Regions from separate parts of the Mus musculus genome. Here region 2 is linked to region 1. Evidence: chromatin loops called from intact Hi-C (ENCODE). Cell type or tissue: heart. All regions are shown on one strand. Each heading gives the region's core, and the rest is flanking DNA. Links, peaks and the distances in the headings are about the cores only.

What was found. A loop is a pair of places that touch in the nucleus more often than their neighbours do. Peaks named below come from ENCODE experiments on the same cell type or tissue, not always from the same donor. Only the 100,000 strongest peaks of a DNase experiment are listed, where the experiment ranks them.
Region 2: a loop joins it to region 1, with 6 times the contacts of the local background. A loop is called at or near these places in 1 of 42 quality-filtered maps.

What each region holds. Positions count from the first base shown.
Region 1 is chr11:50,427,494-50,433,321 of GRCm38, forward strand. Rufy1 (RUN and FYVE domain containing 1) reads right to left here and starts at 3,632. Exons shown (of 18, transcript NM_172557.3): 1 at 3,291-3,632. The coding sequence starts at 3,612. In heart, for the core only: a CTCF peak has its summit at 3,422; DNase peaks (open chromatin) are centred at 3,398 and 3,598; H3K4me3 peaks cover 2,078 bases; H3K27ac peaks cover 1,780 bases.
Region 2 is chr11:50,322,596-50,328,423 of GRCm38, forward strand. Canx (calnexin) reads right to left here and starts at 3,078. Exons shown (of 15, transcript NM_007597.3): 1 at 2,898-3,078. It overlaps Gm46280 (a long non-coding RNA gene), which reads left to right and starts at 3,157. Exons shown (of 2, transcript XR_001780205.2): 1 at 3,157-3,457; 2 at 4,278-4,561. In heart, for the core only: no CTCF peak of the experiment used is centred there; a DNase peak (open chromatin) is centred at 3,226; H3K4me3 peaks cover 3,504 bases; H3K27ac peaks cover 3,002 bases.

The DNA.
Region 1 (5,828 bases), core at 598-5,597:
TCTTGACCCATTTGACATGTTCTACAGCCTATACCCTAAACTCTACCCTGATTAGATAAGATGTTCTGTCAGCTTCCTATGTAACCAAAAACCCCATTGGAAGCCCCCTAGGCTTGCAGCTTTCGGGGCGATATGAATCTCACTTTCTCTTATGATTGACGCTATTTTCTCAAAGCCCACTTATCCCCGTCTGACAGAAAATAAGGCTTGCATAATCTGACCAAAGAATTTGGATAATGGTCTTTCCTCTACTTCTGTGAGATTAACAAATGTTACCTAAGTGTGTGTGTGTGTGTGGTATGTTCTAGAAGAAGGCACTGTTAACACAGGTGATGTCTCTGTGTGTTGTTTCCTGAAGATTTTCCAGTTAGACAAGATGCAGCACAGGAATAGCCATGATCCTGCCCCCGGACACGCCCACACATATGGACACGCCCACACATATGGACACGCCCACTTACATATGCATTTTATTTAGTGAGGGGGGTTGTTTACACACGCCATGGTACACATGTGGTGATCAGAGATCAAGTTGTGAGAGTCAGTTCTCCCCTCCTACCATGTGGACCTTGGGGACTAAACTCGGGCCATCAGATATGAAGGCAAACACCTTTACCCACCAGGCCATTTTGTCAACATGTTTTAAATTGCAACAGTAATTGTACACATTTAAGGGGTATACTGTGACATTTTGGCTTATAGATTTAACATGTAACGAACATCAGGGCAACTGGCATATCCACCATCTCAAACAGTTTTCCTTTCCCTGTTGGGAAGGATTGAGTAAAACATCTCCAGTAGCTGTTAGAAAATATTCGGTAGTTCTTGCTGATCTTAGCTATTCTAGCTACAGTACAGAACTTCAGAAACCATTCCTCCTACCCAGCTCTACCCTGAATCCACTACCAGCCTCTCTCCATCCTCACCCAAAACTTCCTGAGATTTGGGAACTATTGTTAATTCTCTCTGTATCTTTGCTCTTAGCCAACAGGCTTAAGTAAACAACTAAAACCAAAACAATTTTAAATGGGAAAAAGGATAAGATATGGATATAAAGAAAGAAAACATTTTTGTGGAGGTACATAATGTGTGTACGTTTTAAGCCATTGTTTTAAGAGTCAAAAAGTAAAAACCAGGGCTGGTGAGATGGCTCAGTGGGTACAGGCTGGGTGATCTGAGTGCTGGCCCTGAAACTCACATGGCAGAAGGGGAGAACCGACTCCTGAAAGGCATCCTCAGACTTCCACAGGCACAGCACGGCAAGCATAATGATTAAAAACATCAGGGCTGGAGATGAAACTTGAAGCCCTGAGTTCAGATCCCCAGTGTTAAACACTGGGCACGACAGCATTTGTTAGTATTCCCAGTGCTTCCCTGGGAAAGCAGAGACAGGACGATACCTGGCGATGTGTTTATAAAAAAAAGATAAAGAGGTATAAGATATGTTCTATGGGGGTGTGGTGAGGTATGGGGGAAGGGGCTGCCTCGGCGGGTCCATGCCAAGGCACCCCCTACCCTCTGAGGGACCAGCCACATGATGGTATAGAATAGAGCTTATTCAGGGCATGGGGAGGGAAGTTAAGAGCGTAGTAGAGGCAGAGAGAGGGAGAGAGTTGAGAAGTATAGGCCGGGCATGGCCATGAACACGTGGAGAGAGGGGGACGGGGAGGGGGAAGGGAAGAGCAAGAGAGAAGCAAGGGGGAAGCAAGAGTAAGAGGGAGGAGGGGGCAAGCAGCCCCTTTTATAGTGGGTCAGGCCTGCCTGGCTCTTGCTAGGTAACTGTGGGGGTGGAGTTTAGACAGAATGCTAACACCTGGGTCTTTTTGGACAGTGTGGCCAATTGGTTAGCTCCGGGCTTAGTGAGAGACCTTGTCTCAAAAATAAGGTGGGTTAAACAGTTGAGGAAAACAGCCAACTTCTGGTCTCCAAGTACACAAGCACATGTACAAACATATGTGAACCCATATACACACACAAATGAAAAGGTTATAAAAATAACCAAGATTGCCAGGCGGTGGTGGTGCACATCTTTAATTCTAGCATGAAGAAGGCAGAGGCAGGAGGATTTCTGAGTTCGAGTCCAGCCAGGTCTACAGAGTGAGTTCTAGGACAGCCAGGGATACTTAGAGAAACCCTGTCTCAAAACAAAAAACTAAAAACAAAACAAAAAAACCCCAAACAAAAACCAAGACCAAAACCGAAAAATCAAGGTTAATTCATTACCAAGGAAAGAAGCTTTTTTGTTGTTTTTGTTGTGATTTTGTTCTTTAAAATAAAATCTGGGTACTAAAGTCTATTGTATGCACGTGATGCCCCAGGCATTTACAGTCAACACTCACTTTACCTCAGCAACCTGAAGTCTGCATGGTCCATTCACAGTAAGTGACCAGGCCAAGTGAAACGTGGTTATTTATTTATTTGTCTGTTTATTTATTTAGAGGCAGGGGCTCACTGTGTACACCAGGTGGGTCTCAAACTCTCAGAGCTCCACAAGCCTTTACCTCCTAAGTGCGGGTCTTAAAGGCGAGCACCACAACGCCCTTGGCTATCCTTTATATTTTAATTTTAGATATGTTCAGAAACACCAATGGATTATAATTAGCGCAGTTCTGAGCACGTACATTAACATGTGCAGGAAGTATGCACCCGAATCACCAAGCCCAGCTATAAAAAACAAATAATAATTTACTTTTGTTCTTTATTGGTATGCTGAAATTCTAATCTAGATCATAACAGCTGAATTGGATTATTCAACGTAGCTGATTAATTTTTTTTTTAATCCCCGTTTTTATAGACTGGGAAACGCGAGTAGGACAGGTGATGGGAAGTCTTCGTCCCACGGGGGGTGGGGTTGGGGGTTAGTGGCGGGAGAATAAAGGGAACTAAAACCTCCTGACTCTGACTCGCTGCTCTCACCAACTTTGGAATACGCTGTCAACCTCAGCCGCAGGTGCAAACCGGCTGGCTGCCGAGATTGTTAACTGGGGACCAGCACCGGACTTCATTTGTCAAGTATGCAAAATACGAACACTGGTGATTTTCCGTCTAAGCCTCTAATGTAAACCTCCTATTTAAAGTCAATCCGTGATCACGACGCAGCTGCTCTGAGGTTCACAAAGACAAACAAGGTGGGAGGGGAGTCCCGGGCCGCAGTCACCCTGGCCCGGTGGGTGACACCAATTGCAGAGCCCCGTGCCGCGCCGCGCGGCACAGCTCCGCGGAGCAGCTCGTCCGGCCGGTCAGGTTTCCCCAGCCCGGGAGCAGCCCCGGCCCGCGGGACCCCGGCCTACCTGCGCGCTCCCCGCCGCCGCCGCCGTCTCCCAGCCCCGCGGCCGCGCGCAGCGCGCTGCCGCAGCTCGCCGACAGGTTCCCGGTGGCTCTGCGCGCCAGCGTCAGGATGGGCGCCGACCAGCTGTCGGCCACTCGAGGCCGCGACGCACTCCGCAGCTCGCCGGGACTCGGCAGCTGGCTCCGGTCCACGATCTCGAACGCTTCCCCGGACTCTAGGCCTGCTTGGGGCTCAGGCTCCGGCCCCGGCTCGGACTCCGGCTCCCGCTCCGGCTCCGGCTCCGAATCCTGCCCCGCCCGGCGGCATTCTCCGCGGGCGGCCATGTTGTTAGGTCACGTGACCCGCCGCTGCCCTGGACCGACGACCTTAAGCCGCTGCGGCCTTGCTCGCTCTCACCTGGGCTTGCTTTCCTTGTATAGCATTCGGGAAAGTACGATTCCTAACCGTAGGTGATTCCCAGCCCGGAGCACTTGGAAGTTACTTTTGGACTTTCTACTTCCCACCCCGGGAATGCGCCTTATTTTAACGTTTTGCGACACAACTTCCTCTTTTAAACTTTCATTTCACATGCCTTTTCCCCCTTTGAATCAAAATCTCACTGTTGGATTTTTATTTGTTGTTGTTATTGTTGTTTCTTTCCCCCACACAAGGGAGACATTAAAACAGGCCATGTAGCCAAGTGGTGGTGGGACAAGCATTTAATCCCAGCATCAGGGAGGCATAGGCAGGCAATATCGCTGAGGACAGCAGAGTCAACGGAGTGAGTTCCAGGACAGCCAGAGTTACACAGAGAAACCCTGTCTCAACAACGCAGTCCCCATCACCCCCAGTAGGCCACTTGGCAGGGGTGTGCTTAACTACTTTTTTCTGGGGTGTGTGTGTGTGTGTGCGCGCGCGCGTGCGCGCGCGCGCGGCATGGCAGTTCTGGGAATTGTACTTCGTATCTCATACATGCTAATCAAGACCTCTACCACTGAGCTTCACCCAACCCCCAACACACATAACCAACAGGACCGTTGAATTTGTGATCCTCCTGTCTCCATCTCCCAAGTGCTTCTGACCCCACACCATGCTAGGCAGGCACTCTACTAGCAGAACTAGCAGAGCTATGTTCCCAGTCAGAATTTCAGTCTGTAGCTCCGGCTGGCCTAGAACTCAGTAATAGAGCACTGGCCTTGAACTGGTGATCCCCCTGCCTCTGTCAAGTGAGTATGGGGATTTTATGTGTGCCTTACCATGCCAACTCATGTCTAATATTTTCGACTTCATATTTTTCGGCAGCTTTCTTCAGAACAGGCTGTAAAAGGGCTGCCAAAGAAATTAGGACAGATGAGTCAGAGGTGTGTGTGTGGTGGTGGGGCTTTTTCTTTCAAATCAAATGAATCTGAATGACAGCCTAGCAGGCAAGGTCAGCAGTGGTGGTCTGGAAATGAGCTCTGTATTCTGCTATTAATTAAGTTGATAGGAATTGAACCAACCTCATTCCTAAGTGATAAGGAAACGCAGCACACAACGTACCTTGTGATTATTGTCTCTGCTTTCCAACTCTGGCTTGGATAAGTCACCCTACAGATATGTGGTTATTCAGCCTATTTTCTTACTAGGGATAGAAGGGAATTTGGCAAGATGGAGATGCGAATGTCATGAGAATGTAACAATTTGCAAAAAAGAATTTAACAGTTTGGACCATGTCAAACCACAGAACTCTTAGTGTTTAAAATTATTACAGTGTTGTTGCAGGCCAGGTGTGGTGGCACACACTTTTAATCCCAGCACTTTGGAGGCAGAGGCAGGTAAATTTTTGTGAGTTTAAGGCCAGCCTAGTTTACATAACCAGTTTCAGTCCAGCCAGGGCTAGGTAGTAAGATCCTGTCTCAACAAATAGAATAAAATAAAATGTTGTGGTAGATTGTTAGAGATCAAATAATTTCACCTAAAAATTTGGATTTTAGTCCTTTTTGAATCATGGACAACTTAGAATATGTTTCCTGATGGTAGCACATTATTGGTAGTGGTTGGATGGCTGCTATGAGAAATTATTTGTGCTCCCTTTGGCATTACAGACACTAAGCCTCGAACAATATAGAGAAGCTTAGCATAGCGTCTGTGTGCTCTGAGGCACAGAGGAAAGGTTCATGTTGTGTGTAGATCATCATGCCCACTGCACCAAGCTGCAGGAGGAGAAGCATGTGATGAGGCCTTACACAGGGCTAGGCTCAAGTACACTGACCGATAGAAGATCCACCCACATCTCAAAGAATGGGGCCGTCACCAAATTTAATGCAGATGAATTTGAAGATCTGAGAAGTGACTCAGCCTCGGTGCACCTTCACAATGCTTGGTGGTTTCTGTGGTGGCAGTGTCTCAGACAACCCCGCCTGTTTCGGAAATGTGGCAGGGGCTAATGCAGATTCATTGATTCCCACTTTAATTCTGTCACACTGCACACAGTAAATATAGCTCTCTATAGGTCTCTATTATGTGGTTTACAGAGTAGATTCAAGAGGCTATGGCAGAGTGCAAAGGGTTTGAGAGTGCA
Region 2 (5,828 bases), core at 485-5,484, 110 kb before region 1:
AGAACAACATCCTGAGAAACAGTGTGACCTGCTCTATAAATGAGACCTATACCTTACTCACATGTCATATTTGGGGGTTTCTGCTTCATGTGTTGGGAATGGAACCCTGGGCCTAGGCCAAGAATTATATACCACCTTCTTGGATTTGTTTTCATTAACAGAAACATAGGAGTAATTTGGTGGTGGTGGGTTTTTTGTTTTTGTTTCGTTTTGTTTTGTTTGATACAGGGTTTCTCTGTTGTAGCCCTGGCTGTCCTGGAACTCACTCTGTAGACCAGGGTGGTCTTGAAGTCAGGGATAAATCTGCCTCTGCTTCCCTCATGCTGGGATCAAAGGTGAGCCACCACCACACCACCCAGCTAATAAGTGATTTTTTTTAAAAGAAACTTTTTCCTATTAATTCACTTTAAGATGTGAATACGCAGGATGGAGAGATGGCTCAGTGATTAAGAGTTGAATTCCCAGTTGGGCAGCTTACAACTGTTTGTAATTCCAACTCTAGAGAATATAATGCCCTTTACTGGCCCCCATGAATAATATATTGCATATATATTCACACCAACATACACATATTTTTAAATATATATATATATGTACATAGTACACACACACATATTAAAGATTTATTTCATGTATATGAGTACACTGTCCTCAGACACACCGGAAGAGGGCATCGGCTCTCATTAGAGATGACTGTGAGCCACCATGTGGTTCCTGGGAATTGAACTCAGGACCTCTGGAAGAACAGCCAGTGCCCCCAACCGATGAGATATCTCTCCAGCCCTAAATAAATCTTAAAATGATTTTTTTTAAAGACAAGAATACAATATAAAAATTGTCTAGATTCCTTAAAAAAAAAAAAAAAGAAAAAAGAAAAATTTCAGGGCTGAAGACATAGTTGCTGCTCTTCCAGAGGACCCAGGTTTGATTCCCAGCACCAATATGATGGGTCTCACACACATGGTACACAGACATACATGCAGGCAAAACACACATACACAGAAAATTAAATAAGCCTAAAAATTCTTTCCTAGCATTTGTAGCAATAACAAAGCATTTAACAAGCATTTTCCTAATGAGTTTTACAGTAAGCTATACAGACTACAACTATCTTTGGCACTTTAATTACTTCTTAGGACTTTTTATGAGCTGCCAATACTATTTGTCCATTTCCTTACACTTTCCCAAACAGTTTCTTAGTATCTGCCCTCTCAAAGGCAAAGCAAGTAGCACACTCATCCCCATTTCTTTCTTTCTTTCTTTCTTTCATTCCCATTTTTAAAGGATAGGAATTAAAGTTATCATGCTGGACAGTCTTCTGCAGTTATTCTTAGCAACTGCCACTCTACTCCCTCAAAGTTCTCTTACTGGGCAAGTGACCTCTGCAGGACAAGGATGCAAGGTGTGTTGTCAAGATGCACATGCCTTGTGGCTCTTGAAAGATTAAGGAGTTAATTGCACTGTTGAGTTAAGATAGCAAGGAGGTGACACCCATTCACAGACAGTTCGGTAAACTCCTATTGTGAATGGCTCACTACTATATACAGTTCTTCAGGGCCTGGCTCACCTGTAGTGTACCCCTGCCTGGCCTGTAAGCTTAATTACAGTATAAGTACAACATGAGAATTGATTCTGTTCATGCCCTTTCAAAGGTTACTGGAAAATATACAAAGATTTTTAAGGTAACCCAACTTGTCCCCCTTTAAAGGGGTGGGAGGGCAAATTATTTTTAAAAAACAGGCAGATTCTTCCATTTCTGAAGGGTAAAGAGACTGTAGCTCAACTTTGCCAAGCTTTTAGTATTCAGTTTGGTTTAACTTCACACAACTAGCAATGCAATCACTAGTGTCATGACCAGCAGTTAATACACAAAGTGTCATCAATGTGTCCTCAGGTCTTGGCACACAGGCCTTCAATATAAACATTAGTGTATCAGTGTAATGACCAAGGCATTCGGATTTCAAGAAGCCAGTTCGATTCCTACCCACTGAACCTTTACTACACATCCAATTTCTCATTCCCATTCCCTCGGAATTCAATACAAGGCCCATCAGTCATTCTGTCTACTCCTGGGGACTGAGCCCTAAAGTAGAAAAAAAAAATCTCCCAAATTCCCACTCCCCCGATTAATTGCAGTTAGGTGCTTGAACCAGGACTTTTAACCCAAACGGTCTAGTGCTCAGTTACAATCCCAACTGGATGACTAGAACTACCTGTATGACCTTGGGCCAGTCATTTCAAACTTCTAGGCCTCAGTTTCCTCCCCTCACTAACTGAACTTTCGCTTGTATCTCCTGCTCTTAAGGTCCTGTGAACACCCACACTGGATTACTATCTATCCACCACCGAATAGGCAGGTGCTTTAATAGTTAAGCCTTAAGTTTCTCAAGCGGTACACGTTCTAGTACATTCTACTCCCTCATCAGGATGCTATGGTCCAGTCTTCCCTTTGGGCAAGTTATTTTCTAATCTGTAACGCTTATCTCTGGATTTACTTCACCTTTCCCTGCTATTTGGGCTACCTACTAGGCCGAATTCTAATACCACACCTGTACCGGATTACTCAGCCCACCTCTGGGTGGGCCTGGCCAGGGCCTAAGAAAGCTCTAGAAGCAAAGCCGTAGGAAGTTGTTAGCTTTCTCAGAGGTCAAGGGAAACCCCAGGACACCTGCCACGCCTCCCGACCCCGGCGGCGCTGCCCAGGCTAGCCTCTCTAACCCGGCCGCTCTCCTCACTGCCCTGCGCGTCCGCCCAGGCCTGCGCCATTCGAAAGCCCGCCCGACCCCTCAGTCGTCGAGCCTACAGCCACGCCCGACCCCCTCCGCCACGGCGCCGCTCGCCCAGTCCCCCAAGGCTCGTCCCGGGCCTGAGATCCCCGCACACGCTTCCCGTCTCACCTCGAGCCTCCCGGGGACCACTGGCGGCTCCCTCACCTTCTCCCACCCGCACACCCGGCCCCGTGCTGCAGTGGAGACAGCGGCAGAGGCGGCCCGACCGTCACGTGCCGCAGAACTAAGAGGCCTCGGCTACGGCCGCCGCGCGAGCGAGCCCCACCGCACGAAGCCCAACCCCGCGTCCGCCCCTCGTTCCTGAGTGGCTAAAACGAACGTCAGATCCCGCCCCTTTGCGCAAGATCTAAGAATTTATTGGTAGATACAGCCATCGCTCGAAGCGCCTTCCCATACGCCCCCTAGGGCTATTCTTCGTGGAGCGTGGTGATTGGTCAATAGCGAGGCAGGAAGTGGTTGCTGATTGGGTATGAAGGAGGAAGGCGGGCCGTCACCAAACGGGCGGGCGCGCGCCGCGGAGGGCGGACGGATCTGGCACGCGTTCTCGCGTGGGTCGCCCTAGTCCCTCAGGGCGGGTGTGTTGGACATCCAGAAGACGGCTTTCCGACCCATTGAGTTAGGAACTCTGTCCCAACCCCGCCTGGGACCTATGGCCTTCATCACAAATGGTGAGAGGTCGGGCGGTGTGCTTGCGCAGTGAGTGAAATCCCTCTGGGTAGCAGACACCGCCTTTCCTGCGGAGTCATCGCCCTGAGCTCAGGAGCCTGAGACCTCTTTACCTAACAAAACACTACCTAGATTCACAATCAAGCCACATGGAGTCACTTTCCCATGTGCCCGTGCTGTTTCCTGATTTTAGTCGTTAAAATCAGACATACCTAAGCGACAGAGTTGAGGAAAAGGGTGATGCCATGTGCAGATTTAAAATAGCCTTTTCATAACCCACTCGTTTTTCAATATGCTGATAACGCTGTAAGATTGAAGTGGCTAAGGATTTGGCTAGATCCTTGAGAATCCTGATCGCCTCGGGTTGTATTTGGTGACCCAAAGCTTTGAATAATGTGGAAAGAAACAGCAGGTTTTTCTACATGTGAAACGAGCTTTGTTCCTGCCACCCCAAGAGAAAGGCAGTAAGGATTTGATGTTTGGGTCAATTTAGTAACCGCCAATTCTCTCTCCCTAATTTTAAAGAAGAGAAATTGCTTTCCTTATTTGCCTTATAAAGAGCATGTTCAAAATGAAAATTTGAAGCCAGCTTGGCACAGGCAGTACACATAATTTAAAAAAAAATTCTAAATTTACTTAGGTTGAGTTCTGGCTTGTGTTACCCAAGATGGCCTTGAATTTAAGAAAGCCAAAAAATCGACTTCTGCAGAGAGGTGTTAAAATATGTCAGTACTGAAGGAGTAGAGGAGTTGAGGCAGAACTTTTCTGTCTAAACTGACAAAGACTTGAACTGGACCTCATAGATATGCAAATTTTCTGTAGGTGGAGTTGGAAGGAAGTTCTTGAGATGAGAAAATTGTACAGAAGAGCAAAAAAGTGACTCTCAGGTATTTGGGGGATCCATATACTAAAAATGTTTTGGGAGCAATGGAGATGGCTCAGCAGGTAAGGACACTTGCCACCAAACCTGATGGCCTGAATTTAATTCCCAGAACTCAACGTGGTGAAAGAAGAGATTGAATTGTACTCTGACCTCTATACAAATTCACATACATACATTAATAAATGTGAAATTTTAATAAAAATGAGGACATGATGGCTCTAAACTATACTGTCCACAAAGAGACTGGGAACGTCAGTCTTCTGGTCTGTTCATGGTGTGTCATTATAGAATATTACAAGTTTCTTTTATGTTTCAGTTTATCCAAACAGCTAAACCTTAACAAAGTTAGCAAATACAAAGAGACTAGGCATATACCTTCAAGTCAGTTAGTGTTAACCTGAGTAGACCTTCAGGAATTGATGAGCCTTATTTATCAGAGATAGCTTATTCATCCAACACAAGTTATTACTTATCTAAAATTTTCTAGAAGCTTGGTGTTGAACAGTCAGCAAAAATATAAGTGGTTAGACATCAGTCTCTAAGTCTTAATTCTTTCTCAATGTCTTCATCCCCAATCTCTCTTACTTGATTTGATCCTACTTGAAGCAACAGTACTCATGTTTCCACCCAGTTTTTTTTTTCTCACTGGCTACATTACTATTGATCATTTCTTTGTACACACTAATCAGGCCCTGTCAAATTAATTGGTAGAAAATACAACTTATTTTATCACAGATTCATTAAACATTTTGCACTGATCATGTAGATTCCTTTTAATTGTCTGTTCATGGAGCTTGTCCAATTTTTCTATTCTAGGCTTTTCTTACTGGCTTGTAAGAAATCTACAGCCTAATGGTCTTGAGAGTGAGTTAGTTTCGATGGTTTGTAAGAAATCTTCACTCGCTGAGATGCTTCTTAAACTATTACTGAGAACCCACCCATCTCCAGCTTCATTATACCTTTTAAATTAGGAGCTATTTCTTTTGTCTTTTTGTTTTTTAAAGATATATTTTATTCCAGCACTTGGGAGGCAGAGGCAGGTGGATTTCTGAGTTCAAGGCCAGCCTGGTCTACAAAGTGAGCTCCAGGACAGCCAGGGCTACACAGAGAAACCCTGTCTCGAAAAACAAAAAAACAAAACAAAACAACATATTTATTTATATGTAAGTACACTGTAGCTGTCTTCAGACACCAGAAGAGGGAATCAGGTCACATTACAGATGGTTGTGAGCCACCATGTGGTTGCTGGGATTTGAACTCGGGACCTCCAGAAGAGCAGTCAGTGCTCTTAACCACTGAACCATCTCTCCAGCCCCTCTTTTCTCTTAATTGCACTTGTTCCTTCTTTTCTCATTATAATTTGTGTGGGTTTGAGGGCTCCATGAGTGTGCTGTACTTGCATATGTCTGTGTATATGGAAGCAAGATTAGTAGGTCCTTATCACTCTCCACCTGAATCCATTGAGGCACTGTAGACAGGATCTCTTCCTT